2 separate regions of the Homo sapiens genome follow, and region 2 is linked to region 1. A link is a loop called in an ENCODE intact Hi-C map of the cell type or tissue named here. Cell type or tissue: CD14-positive monocyte. All regions are shown on one strand. Links, peaks and the distances in the headings refer to the core of each region. The heading gives the core; the rest is flanking DNA.

Region 1 (12,745 bases), core at 5,884-8,383:
AATAGCAAACACTTAGCAGCAAGAAAAAGTTACATAAAGCCAGGATGCTGAACTAGTCGACAGAGTATGTCTTCAGTAAAATAAGTAAAGATAAAGGGAAAGAATAGAGTCCTAAAGTAAAGAAATCCTATTGTAGACCAACTAATAGCCTCAGTTCTTAGTAGTTTCCTACCTTTCTGGGAAAATCCCCTCTGATCCTATTGTACTCTTTATTGACTCAAACCTCAGGGAAAGGAGCCACAAGACACGCTTCTTCTTTCTTCTTTTGGCCACAGCTGTGTTTTTACCAGTTCTGTGAAAGAGGGACTTGGCCCTAAAGAAAGTAGTCTCCATCTCTCAGAAGCCTCAGCCAGCTATGAACATTTAGTTCCTGGAAACAGCTGGCCTCTTATGTGCTAGAGACAAAGGAACATGCTTCCTCCGGAACAACCATTTACAACTTTGTTTTATTTCATTCACTGATTTACCAAACACACAATCTACAAAGGTTCCCTATATCATGTTCCCTTTTATAATATTCTGTTCTTGCCCTTCATAGGCTTTTCATAGTTTGCAATAATTTATTTACGTGCTTACTCTTTTAACATCTCTTTATCTTAGTAGATTATAAGCTTCGCGAGAGCAGAGATCACATTATTTTGCTCATCATTAGAGAATACAGTGTTGGCTCTTAGTGGGCACTCAACAAGTATTGATGGAATGGATAGATGAAAGGATAGATGTGTAGATTTGAGCATGGATAGGTTATACCATCCATAGCATATATACCATAGCATATACCAAGCCCTGTGCTAGCGGTATTATTTATCTTTGTAACCCGGCACCTCCCATAACACATGGTGTATAGTGTGGCTCTATAGATTTGTTGGCTATATCCTAGGCACCAGGGATGTAAAGATGAGTAGAGTGCTTTTTGGTCTTCCAGAAAACAAGTTTTAGGGAGAGAACTACATAAACTAAGAATTAGAGCAATGTGAGGTATATGGCATGTTACAAACACAAACAGGGCACTATGGAAGCACAGAAAAGAGTGTGCTTAACTGCATTCGGAGCTCAAAGAAGCCTCCTAAAGGAAGCTACATTTGAATTGAATCTTAAAGTAAGCCCAGAAGCTTTCTGAATGAAGAACAGAGGAAAAGCATTCCAGAACATAATATATAAAGACAGAGAGGATCGTTGGAAGGATCATGACTCCTCTAACATGGCTGAAAACACAAGATGCTGTAGAGGAGTGACAGATAAGGCTGGAATGAAGGCCAGACTGAACTAAAACATTTTAGCTTTTTCTTGTAAATGATGACAAGACTTGGGATGACAAATGTGAGAGAGAAAGACATGGTCAGATTTGCACTTTAGAAAGGGCACTTTAGCCAAAGTATAGCTAAGAAGTTGGAAGGGCGAGAAAATATAGGCATCAGTTAGAATTCATGTGAGAAATGATGAGGGCTTGAATGTGGCAGTGGCAGTAAAAATAGAGAAGAGATAAATTCAGGGGCTACTAAAAAGGTAGAATAGACAGAAAAAGACAGTTACCACCCGGATGTGGAGACTTGGTGGAAAGGGGTTGCCATGGTGACTCACAGTTTCCCAGTTTGAGCACCTAGGTGAACTATGGTGCCATTAACCAAAAATTGGGAAGGGAAAGAAGAGGAGAATGTTTGAGGATATGTTGCCTTTAGGTACCCCAATCTAAAAGAAAGGATACAATAATTGAAAAAGTAAGTCTGCAACTCATGATAGGAGTCAGAGAATGGGATGAGATTTGGCAATGATCATTTCATGGATGATAGTAGCAGGTGCCCAGGAAATAGAGAAGAGAATGAGGAGAAGGAGGCTGAATGTGGAGCCCTGTGGAAGATGTACTATTCATTTCAGTATCAAATTATAGCTTATTTGGTGTAGATTGCTTCCACTGGCTTAATTTTAATAACTTATTCACTCTGGTTAGAGAATTCCATAATTTAATTTTAGTTAAGTGTATGTATGCAGTGTTGACACTTGCTGTTTATAATAACTCAAGGCTAATATTTTAATCTTTTTAAACGTTTTAATTATTTATATAATGAAAACGTAAACAACATGCTGCACAAGTCATTTTATACCTTTGTCTTAATTAAAAAATAAACATATAGACACAGACAAATTTTGAAGTGACTTCCTCCATGCCTCCTCCTTCCTCTGCTTGCCTACTGTTTCTATTACTGAAATATTATTACAACTGCACCCTGCTTTTGCGAGAAAGTCACCTGAAAAATTGTCATTACCAAGTTCTTAAAGAGCTGCCAGAACAAAAATCCAAAAAAAAAAAAAAAAACAGAGCAAGTTAATGGTTATTAGCATATTCATAAACTGAGACATAAGGTCAAACTCTTTATTTTCATTCCAAAAAGTCATCTACTTATGTCACTGACCCTGCCTTTTTTTTCTACTATAGCCAATAATAGATTAATGGTTGTGTGATTTGAACAAATTCTCAGAAGCATTTATACTTAAAAAAAATATGAATATCCAGAAGAAAGGGGTTTTTTTTTTTTTAATAGTTAAAAGTATTTGTTAAGTTAAGATACTGCAAGGGTTTAGGCAGCTCAGTAAATAACTTCAGGAGAACAATCTGTTGTCCTTTAACAGGCTCTTAATCTCAAGGGTAAAATCTCTTTCCATTCATTGATATTTGCAATAAAAATTGTGACGGCTTCATGCTGAAGTAATTTCCTTGCTAATGTAATGGCATTAAGATATTCAAATTATCATTGTCTTTTGTACTGGGTGTTTTCAAAGAAGTGTGAAGATAGGGAGAATTTCCTTAGCATATTATTCATCATGTGGCACAAATCACCTCCCTGCTAGCTTGGAGAAAAATTGTATGAGAAAATTCAAGATGCATGAAAAAAATTATCTTGGACATTGAAAATTAAAACAACATGGGCACAAAAACCAGAAGACAGATGTTTTGTTTATACCACATAGCACCTCCAAAGTTGGCCTGATATTTAGGCAAAGAAGTGGCCACTTAAATGATGTGAGTCAATTTTATCTGCCTGATTGGAAAAAGGGATGATGATGATATTGGTGGGCTGGGGAGGAATGGAAAACACTGGTGGGATATCCACCCCAGCTGGTGTCCAGGCTGTTGACACCATCAAGAGAAGGAATTCAAGGATGAGTCAGAAAATAGTGAAAATATGGAGATTTATTACAAAGTGAAAAATCCACACTTAAGAAAGGGGAGTGTGGGCGTACTCAAGAAAGCGTCACACAAGGGAGTTTGGGGCTTCTCCCTTTAGGGCTTCTTTAACCAAGGGGTGGTATATTTATGAAGATTCCTGGAAAAAGTTGAAGATTTCTTGGAACTATGGTGCCATCCATTTTTACACCAAACAGGGGGTTTCCAGAACTGTCATGGCACTGACGGGTTTGTGATTTGTATGTTAATGAGCATATAATGAGGTCCTAGGAGAAACCTAGGTCAAATCCAGCACCATGTAGGGTCTAGTCGGTCATAGCCAGCTTGGCCCACACCCTGGTTTTTCAGGGTCTTATCAGCCCCTAGCTTACGCAGGTATTTCAACAGTTTCCTTTTGCTGCTCATGTGAAACTACTGCCTGGAATTTTCTATTCTCCTGTGACCACCCTGTATTATTCCTATCTCAATGAGAATGAGACAGTGCTTTTTTCTACTGTGTCATTTCTTGAATCCTGGCCTACCCTGAGATGAGTAAGCAGGGATGAGTGGAAGTTTTTTTCTCCCCTCCTCTGGTAAAGCCTAGATCCTAAAATGTTACTTTGTGAATTATAAATATAAACACCTCCTCCCCTGTCCTTTTATGCTATTGTCTTCAATAAAACAGATTTTTTTCTCTTAGAAAAATATCAAGACAGTTATTTTTTAAAATGACTTTGACTCCCAGACACATTCCCCAGTCACTTCAAGTGTGTTTTGTCTCTGCTGTTTGCATACATGTTTCCCTACTTCTCTCACCACATCCCAGCATCCAGAAGCTCCCCAGTCCCAACACTCATTCTCATTGTTCAGGGCCAACCTGAATGTCTCACCTCCGTGCAGCCATCCCTTATCCCCTGTCCCAATCCCCTCACCCCAAATCAATCAATTAATCTATATGAAGTGCTCTGAACATTGTCTGGAATATAAAATATATTATATGAGTATTGGCTGCCATTAACATCATTGTGTGTGTTTCTAAAGTACTTTCCACAAACCTTTGCTGTGCATGACTTTCATCTTGTCACTTAGCTTCTTTCCTCACTTATTTACTCAAAATTCACCTTAGTGAGGTCTTCCCGACCAAAATTTCAAAACCCTCCTTTAAATCTCCTTTTCTGATTTTTAAAATCTTTAGCATTTCTCACTATGCACATTTTTCTGCATTATCTTGTTTATTGAATGTCTCTGTCATCAGAATGAAAGCTCCATGGGGGCAGTAAATAGTTATGCAATGAATGAATGAATGTGCTTGCATATATTTTTACCTACTAAGACTCTATATCGTCAGAGAACCTAATATACCATATGGCACTCAGTAGACCAGCTGAGTAAGAGGAAGATCTAGAATCCTAAGGCCATTCCAAAGAATGGCACATTTGAAAGGGTGCCTCAGCGTGAAACACTCAACTGGCTACATAATGAAGGCATTGAGTGTTAGAAGGAGAGGAAAAAATCCCTAACATGGACATAATAACTTATGTCCTTTTCTAGACTACAGTGCCTAAGGACATCTCTGGGTCCTAGGCACATTGTTTATATTTAGTAAAAATTTATAAAGATTACTGATACATAGTATTTGGCAAAGAAAGATAAAAACTGACATATAAACTATTTGCTTATGAAGGATAAATTTAAGGTTAGATAAAAAAAAAAAACCTCATGTTGCTATATTGTATGACGGGTATGGTTTGCAAAAAGCATAATCCAGGGCCATTTTCCGCATTATATTAAATGGTGTTTCTATACTGAAATCAACTCCAAACTTATACCATAAAATATTGTGAAAATGTCATAGGTAGTTAGTGCAAGGTAGTTTTTAAATAGGGAGTCATTACTTTCGAATATCCATGGAACTTAACATTTTCTTACTTAATTTTTATCAAAAGATTTCAGGGAGTTTGGAACGTCTCACAAAATAGCTACTGAACAGGAATATGGAGAGAAGCAAAGTTTGTTAACTGGAATAAAATAAACCTACTTGGAACTTGGAACTCAAAATTCAAGCTCACTTACAAGGTGTCTGCCATGCCCTGCTCACAGAGTATACATTCCTGGTCAAGAATGTTAAGTCCTAAATAATCCTATCTTGGATGACACAGGAACTGATGAAAAAAGATAACCCAATGGCTTTATCACACCAAATATTCTATCACACAGATCAGAAAGAAGTTTTGACTCTAATCCCACTTAGTGGCTGTGTGAACTCAAGTAAGTAACTTAACCCCACTGATCTTCCATTGCCTTGTTTCAAAATGAGAATAGCATATTAGCACTGCCTTACCCAGTTGTTGTGAGGAGCTAATAAAATACTGTGTGTTAAAACGTGTGGTAAACCCTGAAGTGCTATACAAATGTGATGTATTATTTTTGTTCTTTAAAGGTCTTTTGACACCTAATCTTTGCCTCCATAAATGACCTCTTTGTTTTCAAGCTTGCTTTTGTCTGATCTTACACTGGCTCAAATTTTAATCTCTTACCTAGTGAAGTTATTTCTTTAGACCTTGCCTCTGCCCAGCTCTTTCTTGGACTACTAGAACCTAATTACTTCTGTGGCTTCTGTTTGACTCAGCATTCAATAGTATGGTTACTCTGAGCCTGCCATGTAAGAACTGTGAATGTAAACTAAGGGCTTATCCCCCTGTCTACTGTAATCCATCTAAGTAATATGCAATATTTGAGTGTAGATGACAAGATGGCATGAAATTTCACTTCTCTTTCAGAGAACGAAACCAATTCCTTATCTTTAAGAAGGTTTACTTGAAAGGACTTTCAGTTTCTCTTCATAAAATAATGTAGAAACCATTATTCTTTCTGTTTGCCTCTCACCTCAGCACTGGGCTGAATGTATTTATAAACTAAAACTAGAAAGAATTCTTGGTTTGCAAAAGATTTTAACAGAAAACCAGAGCTGATGGCTAATACTAGCAGGAGCAGGGTCTGTGTACTGGTTTCCACTTCATTAAATAATAGCAGCATCCAGCAGATACAGCACCTACTAAGTGCCTGAGTTTTTACATGTATTAATTCATTTACTCTTCACAACTATTATTAGCTCCATCTTGCTGTTGAGGAAAATAATTGACATAAGGTCAAACAGCTAGTAAGTGGAAGAGCTGGGATTCAAACTCAGGCCATTTGATTCTAGAATAAGGTCATATTCTTAACTCTATGTTATATTGCTAATAATAATGATTATTATGATACTGATAACAAAAAAAATGTATTATTTCTTGTTGCATAACAAATTGCCCCGAAATTTAGTGGCTTAAAAGAACAAAATCACAGTTTCTGTGAGTCAGGAATTTGGACACAATTTAGCTAGGTACTCTGCTTCAGAGTCTTTCACAAGCTGCAATCAATGTGTCCTGTGGGGCTGTAGTCATTCCAAGGCTCGACTGGGAAAGGATCCACTTCCATGCTCACTCACATGGTTATTGTTAGAATTCAGTTCCTTGCAGCCTGTTGGACAGAAACCATCCCTAATTCTGTGCCAGGTGGGCCTCTCAAACATGGTAGTTTGCAAAGTGTGAAAGCTGGGAAAGATATAGAGTCCAGCAAAATACAAGCCACTGTCTACTGTTAATAGACATTAGTATTTCCACCACTTTTGTCATACTCTTTTTATTAAGAGCAAGTAACTAAGCCCACACTCAACTGGAGGGGATTACACAAGGATATGAATACCAGGAAGTTGGGATCATTGGCAGTCACATCAGAAGCTGCCCACCTTCATAATAATTAACATTCTATAAATATAATAAGAAAATAACATTTATTGAGAGCTTACTATGTGCCTGGCAATAGTCCAAGCATTTCACGTATATTAATTCACATAATCCTCACAACAAACCTGATACATGAATTAGTAAGGGGAAGTGCCATGATTACACTTAGAGGTGGAGAAATTAATACCACTTTTCTGTATTCCAACAGATAAAGCCTTTCTTAGAATGCTTCAAAATGATTGCCACAAACTGAATCTACCCCAACCACATCCTCTTTCATAACCACTTGTCTTATTCACAGAACAGGCTTTTTCTAGCTGGTGGCAAATAGTAATTTCCCAAAGTAACCCCCTTCTGGCTCTACTAGTCCTGGGGGTAGGGAAGAAGAAGTAGTCTTTAAAAAAAAAAAATCACTATTTTTCATAAATTTTTTTTTTTTTTTTTTTTGGTCACCGAGGCTGGAGTGCAGTAGTGCAATTGCAGCTCACTGCAGCCACGACCTCCCAGGCTCAAGCAATCCTCCCAGCTCAACTTCCCAAGTAGCTGGGACCACAGGCATGTGCCACCATGCCCAGATGATTTTTTATTTTTTTGTAGAGACAGGGTGTCACTATGTTACCCAGGCTGGTCACAAACACCTGGGCTCAAGCAATCAATCCTCCTGCCTCAGCCTCCCAAAGTGACGTGAGTACAGGTGTGAGCCACTGCACTCGGCCAAACATTATACTTTTTATAAATGAATATATCATTACTGTAATTCCAATTTTAAATAGAAACTGCTAATAAGAATCATCTTTTCTGTTTGAAAGGCTACCAAGGATACAAAATATCCAAATCAATTCCAGTTTTGATTTAATTCTAGTTTTTTTACATCGTGCTTCTCTTCAAAAAGTTGTTGAGATGGCTGGCTCCCAGTTGGTCAACTATAAAGAAGGATAAGAGAGAATAAGCACATCCCCCTGAAAGATTCTAGGCTCTATGGAATTGGATGGAGGTGGGTACTGGCGCATTGATCAGACTGTCTCTCCAGTCTTACCCTCCAAATTAGAGGCCCAGAGAAAACATGGAATCACTTAGCACAGGAGAGGCTGGAAGTCCTCTTCCCTATTTTTAATAGGGACTAAAGGAGTTGCTTATTATGAGAGCTGTGTGGAAGACATCCCAGATTCCTAGGCTGCTGGGTGTGTGTCTATTTTCAACCCTCTTACATTTGCAATGACACATCCTTTAAATATCTAGAAGCCAGTTCCTGGTCAAGTTAAAAATATAAACAAATGAATATCGATTCAAAGTTCTAAATAAAATACGAACAAATGAAATTCAATAATTTATTATTAAAAGAATAATTTACCAAAAGGGTTAATTCAATCATACAGAAAGGATTATTTAATAACACATTAATAAGATTCATCACACTAAGAGGTCAAAAAAGTAATATCATCTTAATAGAAGGCAAAAAGCACTTGCTAGAATTTGGCAACTATTCATAATTAAAGAAATAAATGTCTCAGTAAACTGAAGATAGAAGAAGTCCACTTTGTCATGACAAGTAATATTTATATGGACTAACATATTTAACAATGAAACACTAGAAGAATTCCCAATGGTCAGAATTAAGACAAGGATGTTACTGATTTATTGCATTTTTTAAACACAAAAATGGAAACAATCTAAATGTTCTGCAGTTAACTAAGTTAAAATACAGTCGTAATATGGAATACTTGATAGCCACTATAATCATATGGTACATGAGTATATATAGGCATATTTGAGACCTATACACAAACAATATATAGGTATATATATAGTGTATATAGATAATATATGTTTGCAGATATGAAATATATGTGAATGTAATTGTGCATTGAAAAAGTTCTGAAAAGAAATACAAGCTGCAAACAGGGCTTCCTTTAGAAGAATGGTTTTGGTAGAATTAACAGACTAGAATGGAAAGATCTTTTGTACAAGTACTCTGTGTTGTTCAAATCTTTTTGGAACAAGGAAATATTAGATATGCAGTATTTATTTAATTATTTATTTGGGACGGAGTCTCCCTCTATCACCCAGGCTGGAGTGCAGTGGTGTGATCTCTGCTCACTGCAACCTCCGCCTCCCAGGCTCAGGCGATTCTCCTGCCTCAGCCTCCCAAGTAGCTGGGATTGCAGGTACCCACCACCATGCCCAGCTAATTTTTGTATTTTTAGTAGAGATGGGGTTTCACCATGTTGGCCAGGCTTGTTTTGAACTCCTGACCTCAAATGATCCACCTGCCTTGGCCTTCCAAAATGCTGGGATTACAGGCGTGAGCCACTGTACCTGCCTATGTATACAGTACTCAGACCAACTCTAAAAAAACTAGTCAAAGAATACTGACAGTGAAGAAATAATGGTATTACCAATAAAAAAACAAGTTCAAGGCCAGGTGTGGTGGCTCATGCCTGTAATCCCAGCACTTTGGGAGGCCAAGGTAGGTGGATCACGAGGTCAGGAGTTCAAGACCAGCCTGGCCAATATGGTGAAACCCTGTGTCAACTAAAAATACAAAAACTAGCCAGGCATGGTGGCTCGTGCCTGTAGTGCCAGTTACTCGGGAGGCTGAGGCCAAAGAATCGCTTGAACCCAGGAACCAGAGGTTTCAGTGAGCCAAGATCGTGCCACTGCACTCCAGCCTAGGCAACAAAGCGACTCTGTTTCAAAAAAAAAAAGTTTTATAATACAATATGTATTAATACATCAAAAATTACCTAAAGGATGCATCACCAATTTTTTTTTTCTTTTTAGAGACAAGGTCTCACTCTGTGGCCCAAGTTGAAGTGTAGTGGCATGATCATAGTTTACTGTAGCCTCAAACTCCTGGGCTCAAGTGATCCTCCCACTTTAGCCTCCTGAATAGCTGGCATTACAGGCATGCACCACCACACATGGCCAATTTTTAAATTTTTTGTAGAGATAGGGTCTCACTATGTTGCCCAGGCTGGTCTTGAACTCCTGGCCTCAAGCAATCCTCCTGCCTTGGTCTGCCAAAGTACTGAGATTTCAGGTATGAGCCACATGCCTGGCCATACCTCCAAATTTTGACTTTGGTTGTTACACTTATATAATAGACTGATTTTTTGATAACTTTTTAAATGTTGCTTCATATGTTTTCCAAGTTCTCTGTTAATCACATATTTCTTTTGCAGCTAGGGGAAAGATTAGCAAAGAAAACTGTGGTGATATTTAAATTACAGATCACACTAAACAATGATTAAAGAGTTTACAGAAAAATGTGTTTGTCTTAACCTGGTTTCTAAAAGGGTAACGATGCCTTCTAACTCTGCCTCAATCTTATAAAGCTATTGGGAAAGCTAAATGCTTCCATTTTCTTGCTCAGCCAGCTTCCTTTTCTGGACTTGCTTAATTTGGGCATTTCTCTGAGCTTCAAAATCTTGGAGTCGTTCTTCATTCCTTTCTCTGTTTTCTGTATGGAGTCACTCACTGACATCTCTCACTAATCCTTCCTCCATCTCTCATACAGCTCTTTTCCATTCTAATTCCATATCCCTCCTGGTTTATGCTTGATCAGTTCACATCTGAACCATGGAGACATCTCACTGAGTCTTCGTGCCTGCCAAGACTGTCCCTCTATTTACACATCTCCCATCTTCACCTCACATCCTTCAGGTGATACCTCTTTAGAATATTCAACCACTCTCTTCCTTGTTGCTCTCACCTGCTATGTTCCCAATTCCATGCCTATGCTCTTGACACTGCTCCTTGCAAAAATATCCAAGTTCTACTCCTCTTTCCCACTTAACCCCACCTCCACATGTTATGGTCTCTTCTTCATCCCTTTGTATATCCAATCATTCTTTCAGTACATATTTCAAAACTATGTACTGTATACCAGATACTGGACTAGGCACAGGGAATACTGTGCTTAACTTGGGCACAGGCCTTCTTTATTATTTTCCAAATTAGTGATGGACCACAATCAAAGGATTATGAAACTCAAGTTCAGAACATTATCTGCCTTAACAATAATTTATCACATCCTCCAATGACCACAGAAATCCTTTAAGAGCTCCTCATCTCTCTGCTTCCCTCTGACTTAGTCTCAAGAAATCTTTCTTGTATTCAACAGTTAATATGTGCCTGTGTACAAGGCTTTATGCTAGATGCTAGAAATTGAGAGGTGAATAAAATCTGCTTCTTACAGAGAGCTCCAAGATTAACAAGGATGGAAGACAGGAAAAGATATACAATAGTGAGTAAAAGGTACTCTGATAGAAATGTACAGATTCGACTGGAGAATTCTACTTGGGAAGAGCAAGGAATGCTTCACAGATGAGGTCATGCTTGAGCTGATAACAGGTAGAAAAGGTGGGGACAGTATTTTAAGCAGCTGGAATAGTATTGCAAAGGCACAAGGCATTAAATGGCACAGCTTGTCAGGAAGCCACAAGTACTTCAATATGACCCAAGTACACGAGGCTGGAGAGTTGGGCTGGGGCCAGATCGTTTTTTCCCTTGTTTTACATTCGAGGGAATGAGTAAACGCTGAAGAATTTTAAGCGATGAAGTAACATGATTATATTTATATTTCAAAAAGTACCTCTGGTGGCTATATGGAAAATAGGGAGTGTGAGGGATGGGGCCCAGCTTAGGCAAAAAGTCAAAAGACAGAAGGCTGTTTTTAAAATCCAAGGAAGTTACGTGAATCAGGCAAGTAATGAAGTAGAGGAGTGGTGGCTAGGGTGAAGAGAAGGAAATAGTTTGGAGAGCTATCGGAGAGGTAAAATCAACAGGACTTATCTACTATTGGGTTTTAGAAGTTGAGGAAGAGGTAAACAATGACCTCTGAGTTTCTGGCTTGGGTTATACATATTCTAAGCAGAAAATACAGGTATTGTATACTAAAGGAGCAGGGTGAGCAGGGTATATAATAAGTTTAAGTTGCCTGTTAGGCATTGAGGTAGAAGGTCTTGGAGACTGTTAGATACACATGTCTCAAGTTCAGGATTTTGTTTGGGTTAGAATTAGAGATTTGGGAGTCAGAATACAGATAATGGATCAAAACCATGAGAATGGTAATAGTGCCCAGAAGAAATGTAAATGATGAGAATGGGTGGGAAGGACAGAGCCTTGGGGTATACCAACAATTATGGGGTCAGAGTAAGAGAAACCAGGAAAGGACCCTGAGAAGAAATGGACAATGAGGCAGAAGGACAGCCAGGATAGGCTATTGTATGAGTTTCCAATTACTGCTGTAAAAAATTACCAAAAATTTTATAGTTTTAAACAATGCTGGCCAGGCACAGTGGCTAGCACCTATAATCCCAGCACCTTGGGAGGCAGAGGCAGGAAGATCACTTGAGCTCAGGAGTTTGACACCAGCCTGGGCAACAGGGCCAGACCACATCTCTACTAAAAACAAAACAAAGAAAAGAAAAGAAAAACCAGCCAGGCATGGTGGTGCACACCTGTAATGCTAGGAGGCTAAGATGGGAGAATCACTTGAGCCTAGGAGGTCAAGGCTGCAGTGAGCCAAGATCGCACGACTGCACTCCAGCCTGGGTGACAGAGCAAAACCCTGTCTCAAAAAAGAAAAAAGAAAAGAAAAGAAAAATAAATAAATAAAACAATGCAGTGCCAGGTGTGGTAGCTGATGCCTGTAATCCCAACACTTTATGGGGCTGAGGCAGGAGGATTGCTAGAACTTAGGAGTTTGAGACCAGCCTGGACAACATGATGAGACCCCCATCTTTACAAAACATAAAAATAGCCAGATGTGGTGGCACATGCCTATGGTCCCAGC
Region 2 (12,745 bases), core at 3,429-5,928, 48 kb before region 1:
ATATGCATATCCATTCCCATCCTTCTGAGAATATAAATTCTTTTTTTCTCTCTCTCTTTTTTTTGAGACGGTGTCTCGCTTTGTCACCCAGGTGGAGTGCAGTGGTGTGATCTTGGCTCACTGCAACCTCCGCTGCCCGGATTCAAGTAATTCTCCTGCCTCGGCCTCCCAAATAGCTGGCACTACACGCACCTGCCACCACGGCCGGCTAATTTTTGTATTGTTGTAGAGGCAGGGTTTTGCCATGTTGGCCAGGCTGGTCTCAAACTCCTGACCTCAAGTGATCCACCCGCCTCGGCCTCCCATAGTGCTGGGATTATAGGCATGAGCCACCATGCCCAGCCTAGAGAATATAAATTCTTTAGTAGCAAGAACTGGTTCTTCAACTTGATTTGGATATACAATGGCTATCTGAGCACACAAAATAAGAGTTTAAAATCCTAAACTTTCAGAATGAAAGGAATCTCGGAGATCACAGTAATCCAATCCATTTACTTTACAGAAATGTTAACTATATGTACCAACATTTTCTCTAAGCTAATAAGGCATTTTCCTCCCAAACTGTACAAAAATGCATGTAGCAAAATGGAAATCTCTTACCCAAACAGAATCCCTAACGCCCCAGTCTTCCCCTCGTAAAATAGGCAGTTACCAGTTTCTTTTGTGAAAATACTCTACGTAAATACAAGTACACACTTGAGCTTTATAAAATACAAATAATGGCATGAGAGACTTCTTTGCAACTTGATTTTTTAGGCTAAAATCATATATTTAAAAATAATAAATATGTATTCACTGAAAATTATAGACACTAGAATTAAGCTCCCTCATAACATTACCTAAAGTTTAGTACAAATGAGTCACTAATACACAAAATATACACTTACAGATTTACTTCAGGCTATACAAATGCCTCCTTTCCCTTTTGAGGATGTGATAAACCCCAGAAGGAAGTGAAAGGTATGCAAAAAGCAAATGTTTTCCCTACACGAATACCCCTAAATACATGGTCGTTCAACACTTCAAGATGAGGCATGGAGAGCAGCGACTGTATTCTCTCTTTTTTTTTTTTTTGAGACGGAGTCTCGCTCTATCGCCCAGGCTGGAGTGCAGTGGTGCGATCTTGGCTCACTGCAAGCTCCGCCTCCCGGGTTCACGCCATTCTCCTGCCTCAGCCTCCCGAGTAGCTGGGTCTACAGGGGCCCGCCACCACCCCGGGTAATTTTTTTTGTATTTTTTAGTGGAGACGGGGTTTCACCTTGTTAGCCAGGAAGGTCTCGATCTCCTGGCCTCGTGATCTGCCCGCCTCGCCCTCCCAACGTGCTGGGATTACAGGCGTGAGCCACCGCGCCCGGCCTGTATTCTTAATATTCTAATTATTCAACATTATTATAGTGTTAGAACTAAAAAAGAGACCCCAAGATCCATTTAATATGGTGTTTTCAAACTGCAGGTCAGATGTGAGAAGTGGGTCCTAACATCAATCTAGTGGATTACAATCAGTATTTTTTTAGAAACCATTTTTGAAACAGTATTTTTTAAATGAAATAAAAATGAAAAGAAAATATCAGTATGCATCCCATTTAACAAGGGTAAAAACTGTTTCATAATAATTTTCATTTGTTGTGTGTGTCTATACTGGGTTGTGATATAAAATGTCCATCTAGCTGTGGATCACGGGCATGAACTTGAAAGTCACTGATTTAATTCAGCCTTTGGCTTCTAATGAGGTAAAACTATAAGTGTTCTCAGAGAAAGAGGTGTCTGTGCATTCCTGAGAACAAGCCTCTCACAAAGAACCATCTTCATTCTGGCTCATTATTTGAAGTACAATGTCACTTTCTCTTTTCATCAAGATTATTGGGGTACAGGCTTAATTCCAAACTTACTCTTTGCAACATAACTTTACCCAGTCAACTAATTGATCAAAACCCAGTAGAAATCCATCTTAATCATTAGCCATCATTATTATTATTTCAATTATAGGAGCACAGGGATAACAGGAAAACTTAGCTTCATCTACAAATGGCTTTCACATTCTTTGAGCTAGCCCCTTTCCTCCTCAGAATCAGTGAGGCAGAAGCCTGCTGACCCAGCGACAAACCCTGAGGCACATCCAGAGAACTGACAGTCTCGATCTGGTCAAACCAAAAGAAGTAGTACAATTGTACTGAAAGGCTTAATGAAGGCTATATCTCTCTTTGCCACCATCTTTCCTCTGTCTGATGGAGTTGAGTGCAGAAATCATAATGGGAAGAAAGAAGTTACGTCTGAAATTTTGTGTTTTACTAGAGGCAATAATGGGGTAGAATGTGGGTGTGGGGGTCAAGAAATGTGTGTCTGGCTTGAATCTGAGTTTGGTGACAAGGCTTTCAAGTCTTCCAATTGCCCCAGCTCTTCATGTCTTCATTTCTAAAACGAGGGACTGTGCCACAGCAGTTTAGCCATGAATTATCATCATAGCTGCACTTGTATGACCCTTGCTATGTCACAGGCTCAAGCATTTTACATAATTGGCTGATTTAATCATCCCCATAACACTAACAGGTGGGAAATTTTCCCTTATGTTACAGGTGGATTTGCACAGATGAGTAGCAGAGAGGTCAAGTAACTTGCCCAAAATGACCCAGTTAGCAAGTGGCTCCAGATGCTGTGCTCTCAATGTCATGCAATGTTGCCTCAGCAGAGATCTTTTTAAAAATCACTTGTCCTATCCCCAACTACTCTCCAAAGCCTATGTTACTGAAGATATTTTCTACTAAATAAGCCATATTTGCTAAATTTCATTTTCCATTTTATTAATCAGAGATGTATCATATGGTCAGAGTTTCTGATCAGCATAAAATAAGTTACCACACACATTTACATAATTCCTGCCCAATGTGAAATTCAGTGTTTAGGTTAACCTAGTAGTTGTATCATGTATGATTTCTCTTAGCCCAGGAATCTCAATTAAGACTTGGGGGCTGGGCGCAGTGGCTCATGCCTGTAATCCCAGCATTTTGGGAGGTGGATCACCTGAGGTCAGGAGTTCGAGACCAGCCTGGCCAACATGCTGAAACCCTGACTCTACTAAAAATACAAAAAAAAAAAAAAAAAAAAAATCAGCCGGGCGTGCTGGTGGGTGCCTGTAATCCCAGCTACTCAGGAGGCTGAGCCAGGAGAATCTCTTGAACCTGGGAGGTGGAGGTTGCAGTGAGCCAAGATCATGCCATTGCACTCCAGCCTGGGCAACAGAGCAAGACTCTGTCTCAAAAAAAAAAAAAAAAGACTTGGGGACTTCTTATGTCTGAAACATCAGATTTCCCTTTTAGTTCTTCTAACAGCTGGTCTCAAGGGCAGGAAGGATACCATTGCCATAGAGGGAGCCTGGAAATCAGGTGGAGACATTTTTGGTTGTCACAGTGACTGGAGGAAGGAGATGCTGCAGGGGGTGTTGGATACTAGCATTTAATGGGCCAAGGCCAGGGACAGTCCAACCCAAGGAAGAATGTCTCAAAGTGCCAAGAGCACTCCTGCTAAGAAACCCCCAAGGGCTGCTTGCTGGAGGATGGCAGAGGGAAGGAGAGACATGGAAGCTCCATTCCTACCATTACTCCCCAACTTTGCCATGTTTCACTAGAAGAACTTCCCTCTCCTGGTCTCTTGTGAAGTCCAGGCAAGCCCCTCTTATACCTTTCCATTAATGTTTCCAGTATTTCTACATTGTAATGCTCCTGCACATACAGCAAGACACCATCTGGGCAAAGCCACTGTCTTTGTGCAATGACAGAGCCTGTTCTTCACAGTCAGAGCCTGAAGGACACATCTGTGCCAGGGCAAACCCCCTACCAGCCCGCTACATTTCAAGGAATTGCCTTTGCTCTTTCCTTTGTTCTGGGAGAGGTCAGGGAGACATCCTCACAGGATAACCAGAGAGTGGCAGAGCAAAACCTCATGACACATGTCGAATGAGGTTTTTGATCCATATTCATTGGCTCTTTTAAAAATATGTATCAAAAAATCATTATGAAATACCACTTCACATCCTCAAGGATTGCTAAAATTGAAAAGACAGGTAATACCAAGTGTTGGTGAAAATGTGGAGAAATCAGAACCCCCACACACTGCTGGTGGAAATGTAAAATGGTACACTGTGGAAAACACCTAGGAGTTCCTAAAAAAGTTGAACAGGGAGTTACCATATGATCCAGCAGTGCCACTCCTGGCTACATACCCAATAGAATTAAAAACTTGCCTACACAAAAACCTTTAGATAAATGTTCATAACCACATCATTCATAACAGCCCAAAACTGGAAAAAAATATACATCAAACTGATGAATGGATAAGCAAAATGTGGTATATTCTTAAGGCAGAAAGGATTGAAGTGCTGACATATGCTGCAACATGGATGAAACTTAAAAACACACTAAAAGAAAGAAAAGTCACAAATGGCTACCTATTATAGGATTTCATTTATTTAGAATGTCAAGCATAGGCAAATCTATAGACAGAAAGTAGATTTGTGGTTGCCAGGGGATGGTGGTAGAAGGAAATGGGGAGTGTCTGCTAATAAATAAGCTTCTTTCTCAAGTGATGAAAATATTGTGAAATTAGATAGTGGTGACAGTTGCACAATTATGTGACTAACTAAAAACCACTTGAACACTTAAAGGTCTAAATTTTATGATATATCTCAATAAAGCTATTATTAAAGAATAAATATGAATGGAGTTTCTACCTTGTGGCAGACACTTTTCCAGCCATTGAGGGGATTCCACAATGTACAAAGAAGACAGTGTACTTGATCTCATGGAATTTGCAATTCTGGTAAATAAATAAGCAAATGAAAGTGAACTGCATGCTCCTGCATATAGAACCACTGGAGCGAGCCCAGGGCACAGACAGTGTTCAGTCCACATTCACATGGACTCCTGCCAGACATTCTTGCCCAGTGTGGCTCCGGGACACTCACATGGGCCCCCTCACAGGTCTCCTCTCAGAGCCACCACACAGCAGCTCCCTGGCCAAGGCCCCAGTTCAGAAACTCACCCGCAGCTCCAGGAATCCAAGCTCTTCATGGATCCAGCTTGCACTCTTCTTTCAGCCTCCCTGGTTTCTTCTACTCACTCACTTTTACCCTTATTTGTTCATTTAGCAAATTATTTAACACGTATTTACTGAGGGCTATAGTAGCTAGAATGCTTTGGGCCAAAATATATAGATATGTGAGACTATTTTAGGCTCAAAACTGTTTAAACAATAAGGACAATTATTGTTTCCTGAACAAGATGCCCACACTGCAAGCATGGGGCTCTGTTTCTCTAGTCCATTTGGTTCTACCCTCACCAGTGTGTTATCATTGTCCTCAGGCAGCCATTGAGGGCAGCAACAATGGGGGCACAGCTTTCTTGGTTACATCTAGCAAGAAAGAGAGAGGAAAAAACTATCCTTTAACCATGGAATAGAAATCCGTGTTTTCAACCTATCTGGGCCAATCTAGATCAAGTATCTTCAGGTGGCGGTGAAATGCCGTGAGTTGATTGATCTCAGCCACACTCCTGGGCCAGTCACTCCAGAGGAGTTGGGGATTCCCAGGATTGATTGAGGATGAAATCCTAGAGCTGGAGGAGGAGCTAGCACTCCCTGAAGCCTGTGGGATACATAGGAAGGAGGAAGAAGGAAGGGATTCCGTCTGATTTTCTGTTCATTATAGATTATTTACCGGTCTGCTCCTTAAGCTCATACCAGGTACTAAGTGCTTTTCTGTGTGCTAGGGATAGTTTATCTTATTTATTTATGTATTTATTTCAGAGACAGGGTCTCACTCTGTCACCCATGCTGGAGTGCAGTGGTGTGATCATAGCTTACTGTATCCTGGAATTCTGGGCTCAAGTGATCCTCCCAACTCAGCATCCTGAGTAGCTGGGACTACAGGTGTGTGCACCACACCTGGCTAAGTTTTGTAAATTATTATTATTTTTTTTGTAGAGACAGGAGTCTCACTGTGTTTCCTAGGCTGGTCTCAAACTCCTTGCCTCAAACAATCCTCCCACCTTGGCCTCCCAAAGTGCTGGGATTACAGATATGAGTCCACCTGGTCTAAGGATAGTTTACCTTTTATTTGATGAAGGACTATGTTTGCAGTTTAAACTGCCACAAAATCTTCCCCAAGGAACAATGTGTTCTCTCTCCTACTGGTAGCATTTCAAGGTCAATGACACCTGATATGGGGTGACATTTAACAACAAATACTTGACACCCCCAATGTCACATTCTATAAGCAGCCACTCCTGCTATGTTTATGACCAACCCTGCCCATATCCCACAAGATTCTCACGAGCAGAGGTGTGCCCTCTAGGAGAAAGTCTTCACTTGGCTCCACCCATGGAATATGCTATAAAACTGATGCCAAATTTTCTGCTAGAAAGCTCTATACTTCACAACCAGAAAGGCTGGGTCAAGCGTTGGTCAAACTATTAGCCTATGTTTCAAAAGTTATTTGGACATCTTGGAAACATCTCAGAAATATTTTGGAAATCTGAAATTGTTTGGAAATATTTGGATTCTTTGGAAATTGTTAATCTTTTTTGTTTCTTAATTCCTACAATAAGGAGAATTTAAGGGGTCTGTAAAATATAGAGCTACCCCACTGCCACATACATACATGTCATGATTTCCCCACTTAACCAAAAATGTGATTTCAGGTGGGATCAAAGTGAATATGAGCATTAATTCTAAACTCCATGTGTGGTTAATCATAATTATAATCTTGTCTATACAATCTTATAAGTGCAAGGCAAACAGACTTGCCAATATAACTGGTTGAAGAGAGTTGCAATTAATTGATTAAATTGATAGGCAGCAAATGCAGAGATGCTGGTCTCTCAGGAAAGAAGTTTTCAAAATAATACTGAGACTTAAATCCAACTGACATTATTATTAACGATACTAATTATGAATAATACATTATATTTCTACCATGCTTTATTATTTATAAAGTTCTTTTACATGCATTATCTCATCTGCTATCACAACAACCTTATTAGATGGAGAGGAAGTGTTTCCATTGCATAGATGAAGAAACCAATAAGGCAAGGTTTAAGGTTACCTCTCATGCCACAAAGACAGCAAGTTCAGAAGATGAAGCTTACCCCCAAGTCTGATTGTTCCTGAACTGCAGCCAGCTCTCTCACTTCCATTCTCTTGTGGGGAGCATTCATATTTTATTATTATTATTATTATTATTATTATTATTATTATTATTATTATTTTAGATGGAGTCTTGCTTTGTCACCCAGGCTGGAGTGCAGTGGTGCATTCTCAGCTCACTACAACCTCCACCTCTCAGGTTCAAGCCATTCTCCTGCCTCAGCCTCCCAAGTAACTGGCATTACAGGCACGTGCCACCACGCCCAGCTAATTTTTGTATTTTTAGTAGAGACCGGGTTTCTCCATGTTGGCCAGTCTGGTCTCAAACTTTTGACCTCAAGTGATCCACCCACCTTGGCCTCCCAAAGGGCTGGGATTACAGCCGTGAGCCACTGCGACCAGCTGCATTTATATTTTAATGCACACAGCACAAAGTAGAAATTCAAAAGTGATTGTCAATGGCTGAATTAGAAGGATGGATTGCAGGCAGAAACAAATTGAGTGATCTGCAACAAGTTAACAGCGAGAATCAGAATCATCATTAAGGAAATTTCCGGCTGCATTTTTAGAAACAGGGAGAGTTAACTAATGTAAACTGTCTTTAAGTATTTATGGAAAATTGAATGATGGCAAATTTAAGTAATTTTTCTCAGTGATTTAAAACATCTTTTTCGGCTATGCGCGGTGGCTCACGCCTGTAATCCCAGCATTTTGGGAGACTTAGGTGGGAGGATTCATTGAGCCCAGGAGTTTGAGATAAGCCTGAGCAACATGATGAGACCCTCATCTCTACAAAATATTTTAAAAATTAGCCGGGCGTGGTGGCATGTACCTGTAGTCCCAGTGTTCGTGGGGTAGTTGGGGTAGTGAGGGGTGGGAAGGGGACTGAAGTGGGAAGATTGTTTGAGCCCGGGAGGTCAAGGCTGCCAGTGAGCCATCTTGGCACCACTGCATTCCGGCCAGCGTAAGCAACAGAGCAAGATCCTGTCTCAAAATGAAAAAAAAAAACTTATCTTTTTCTTTTTTTTTTTTTTTGAGACGGAGTCTCGCTCTGTCGCCCAGGCTGGAGTGCAGTGGCGCAATCTCGGCTCACTGCAAGCTCCGCCTCCCGGGTTCATGCCATTCTCCTGCCTCAGCCTCCCAAGTAGCTGGGACTACAGGCGCCCGCCACTACGCCCGGCTAATTTTTTGTATTTTTAGTAGAGACGGGGTTTCACCGTTTTAGCCGGGATGGTCTCGATCTCCTGACCTCGTGATCCGCCCGCCTCGGCCTCCCAAAGTGCTGGGATTACAGGCGTGAGCCACCGCGCCCGGCCAACTTATCTTTTTCAAAATGTGCATTATAAACTTTGATTGTTGCTGTCATCTAAAAAGATCTTTAATATGTCCATGACGTTTATTAATAGGTTCCATTCGTTTTGTTTACCCAGGCACTCTGTATATAGATTACCTGGTTTTACCCTCTCAATCAACCTATAAGTGGGAATTATTAATTGCATTTCATAGATAAGGAAGCTAGCTGTAGCTTGGAAGGGTTAACTGTCATTTCTCAGCTCCCACAGGAGAAAGTCATAGAACTGGGATTAGAAGAGAGCATTATCTTAATGTCTTTCTGCTGGGCCAGGTTTTGGGGCGATGGGAGCGGGGGAACATGTTCCTTAAAAACTTCTTCTAAAGGGCAGATGCAAAAATTATGGTTCTTAGTAGCAATAGCATTGACCACAATTCTTAGAAATATCTGAAATGTATTTAGAAAACCTCAAACCTTACTTGAAATTAATAAATACAAGGGGAAAGAATAAGACACACCTGGACAATTTCATCTTTTCCCTGTTCATTTAAAGCAATTGAATATGTGTGAGTTTAGTCCAAACTCTTGTAATTAATACTGAAAGTATTTAAGGTACCAGAATTTTAATTACATGTTCCCAGATTACCAATAAGTGTTGCAAATATTTTGTTATAAAAATGCATACACCTTCCCTAGTAAATGTGCTTGTTTTACCTGATGTGTAAAATTTAGAGGATCACCTAGGAGATTTTTAATGTTATGTTTATTGCATTGATAACCCTTTAAAATCTATTGTTTGTGTTATTGGTATCCTCCTTAAAAAGATATAATCAATGGAGTAATTTGGGTGTAGAAAGAATTAACATTGCTCAATAGAATTGTTCAAGACCAGTCCAGAGTCATCATCTCAAATATTGCTCAAGACTGAGCATAAAAGTATTGCAGGTGTTCTACAGCCACAAGAAAATATATAGAAGTGCATAGCCCTGTCCTCCAAAAGTTTAAATTTAATGAAAATAGAAAAGGAAAGCAGACCCAGCCATATGTTTAGTAGATCATTAGCCAGGCTCCAGAGAACGGGGTGGCATCAGGAAGACGAATGGGTTACTGTGAAAACTTTGAAACCCAGATTCCTTGAGAGGTAAATGCTGCCTGCCCCCTGTAGCCTGGTTGGTGAGCTCTTCAGCAGATGGCTGATTTACCTTTCTTATTTCACTCTTGCATTTAACCTAAAACAGGGAGAATTCTCAATTTCCAAACCAGATGTGCGTGACTGTTTAACTCCAGGAAAAAACACAAAGAAATAGCTGGTGCCTTCTCGTTAGGAGGCACTGTTACAGAGATGAGGACCGGGGTTTCTTTTTGTAGCTAATGTGACTTGTATTCTATTTAAAAGCATTGAAGATTCCTAACTTTGCTAAGGGAGAAAAGACCTTCCTTAGCAAAGACTTCCCTTTCCTCCCATGGAAAATTCTGCCAAAACATCCTCCCCGCTCCCTCTCAATTCACCTATAACATTTGTTACTAGAAAGAGCTGTGAGTTGGGGCCAACTCAAGAGTGTGGTGCTTTTTTCTTATGAATATGATCTGCCTCGGGAAATTTGCATACGCTTGCCTTCAAAGGAAGAGGAGGAATAATACATTTAATTAGCTCAGTGCACTTCTTGAAATGTATCTGAAAGCAGATGACAGATCTCCATAATCAAACTACCACCTACACTTGAATTTTACACTATTTTCTCAAAAGTGGTATGTACTGGTTTATAACTGTAGTTACTTATAAATACATGAAGTTATTTTTATATTGTTTTCTATGCTGGAGGTAGCTTTTGCCGATACATAAATTAGAAAGGGAGGTCACCTTTGGAAGGGAAAATTCTAATTCATTGCTGGAGAATTCTACACTAATTGCACAGAATAAATTTGTTTGTGTACTATCAACACCAAGAAGGGCTTCCGCTGGCCCAGCACATACAGCATTTTTACTTTTTTCCTTCAATTAACAGACTTTAATGTGTCATCCTTAGAAATAATGACAATTCTTCTGACCGCAAACTTTTAAAAATATTGTAAGGATGGTTTGAGTCTAGCATCCCACCATGTAAAATGTAACACTATACACAGTACTTCAAATACAGGATATCATACTAAAAATGTTACCTTCACTCATTTTACTTGCTATTTAAATTGACTGGTTTCCCCTCACAGTACTTTGTTAAGATTATTATTCTTTCAGACATAATAGCTACTATGTGCCAGATACCAGAGATACAAAAATACATAAGGCATAATTCCTACTCCTAAGACAGCAAAATTTAGTCCGGGATACAGATGTATAAATAATTACAGAGAGCTCTGAGATCCCAGAGGGAAAAGTGAGATATTCTTCTAGGGAAATGTTGAGAAGCCTTCATGGGGACTACCATCCTAGTGCAGTCCTGAAGATAAAGCAAAAATTCACAGGAAAAAGATAGGAAAAAAGCTATGACTGGGATTTTCTGGAATTGCTGTCTCTGTGAGGTTGGAACATAGGGCGAAGATGGGTGTTTATTAACATCACTTTGGATGTTGTTTTTAAAACAGAACTGCCATCCATTGGCCAGGTGTGGTGGCTCATTCCCGTAATCCCAGCACTTTGGGAGGCCAAGGTGGGAGGATCACTTGAGCCTAGGAGTTTGAGACCAGCTTAGGTAACATATGCTGTCTCTAATAAATAAAATAAATAAATAAATAACAAAAATAGAAAATTTGGCTGGGCAGGATGGCATGTGCCTGTGGTCCCAGCTGCTTGGGAGCCTGGGGCAGGAGGATTGCCTGAGCCCAGGAAGTCGAGCCTGCAGTGAGCTGTGATCATACCACTGTACTCCAGCCCAGGTGACAGAGTGAGTCCCTGTCTGAAAAACAAACAAACAAAAAGAACTGCCATCCATAGTCTACTAAATGTTACTTATGGGTTGACTATGCCTTCATTTTTAAAATAGACTTTAATAACTCATATTATTAAAATAAGAACTGTAACATCGTTAATAGGCAAAAGGCAGTGAAGAATAATTCCAAAAAATAAGCACTCAATTTAATAAATGTTAATGGGCAGTTAGTATTTTGATTTGTTTATAATAAACTTTATATACATGTGTATATTTATAATATTTAAGTATATTATGTTTATTTTAAATATATTTAATTCATAATTTATAATTTATATACTCATAATTTATATACACATAATTGTTTTATGCATAATATACCAAAATATAATGTAAAATAATATATAATCTGTAATAATAAAATATAATAAGTATATGATAAATAATATGTTATAAATACATAAAATCTGGGTCTTCTTTATTTGGCATCTACTGTATTCCAGGGTATGTTCTAGTCATCAGGAAAACAGAGGTAAACAGGGCAGATAAAATCCCTGCCTTCAAGGGACTTACATTACAGAGGGTTGTGGGCAACAAATAAATGTAATATAAAATAGGCTGGGCATGGTGGCTCACGCCTGTAATCCCAGCACTTTGGGAGGCTGAGGCAGGTGGATCACCTGAGGTCAGGAGTTCGAGATCAGCCTGGCCAACATGGTGAAACCCTGTCTCTACTAAAAATATAAAAATTAGCCAGGCAGGGTGGCAGGTGCCTGTAATCCCAGCTACTCAGGAGGCTGAAGCAGGAGAATGGCTCGATCCTGAGAGGCGGAAGTTGCAGTGAGCCGAGATCAAGCCATTGCACTCCAGCTCCATCTCCAAAAAAAAAGTAATATAAAATAAAATAATGTAAAGCTTAAGAGACTTGGGGAGATACTGAAGCATTAATTACAATAAAAAGTGTGTGTGTGTGTATGTGTGTGTGTTTCCTGGTGCTAGCTTTCCCTCTAGAATCACCCTAATCATTATAAGCTTTAAAAATACTGTGTGTGATAGATTTATCATCTCTCTAGTTTTCCTAAAGAATGCACTTTCCTGTGTTTATTATGTAAAATGTACATTTGAATAGCAGTATTAATGGTTTCCTTAAAGAGAGACAGACAATAAACTGCCATGGTGGTGAAGAGTAAAGATTCTAGAAACAAACTTCCTGGGCTCAGCTCTCATAGCGGAGTGATTTGGAGCAAGTTAACCTCTCCGCATCTCAAGTTCCTCATCTGCAAATAATAATAATAGTAATGCCCACCCACCTCATGGGGTTGTTCTAGTATTAAATAACTTAATATGTCAATTACTTAGAACAGTACTAAGTACATAATAAGCACGCAAAAATACCGCCTATCATTATTATTAAAATGTTAACAAACTTGCACATTAACAAGGCAGTGTTTGA

What was found. Hi-C counts contacts between places; a loop is a spot of excess contacts. Peaks named below come from ENCODE experiments on the same cell type or tissue, not always from the same donor. Only the 100,000 strongest peaks of a DNase experiment are listed, where the experiment ranks them.
Region 2: a loop joins it to region 1, with 4 times the contacts of the local background. A loop is called at or near these places in 5 of 110 quality-filtered maps.

Annotation. Positions count from the first base shown.
Region 1 is chr12:45,663,350-45,676,094 of GRCh38, forward strand. No RefSeq gene overlaps it. Among named protein-coding and RNA genes, the nearest start is that of LINC00938, 58 kb to the right of the region's middle. In CD14-positive monocyte, for the core only: no CTCF peak of the experiment used is centred there; a DNase peak (open chromatin) is centred at 7,242; H3K4me3 peaks cover 1,598 bases; H3K27ac peaks cover 457 bases.
Region 2 is chr12:45,617,842-45,630,586 of GRCh38, forward strand. No RefSeq gene overlaps it. Among named protein-coding and RNA genes, the nearest start is that of LINC00938, 100 kb to the right of the region's middle. In CD14-positive monocyte, for the core only: no CTCF peak of the experiment used is centred there; a DNase peak (open chromatin) is centred at 4,590; H3K4me3 peaks cover 1,231 bases; H3K27ac peaks cover 1,514 bases.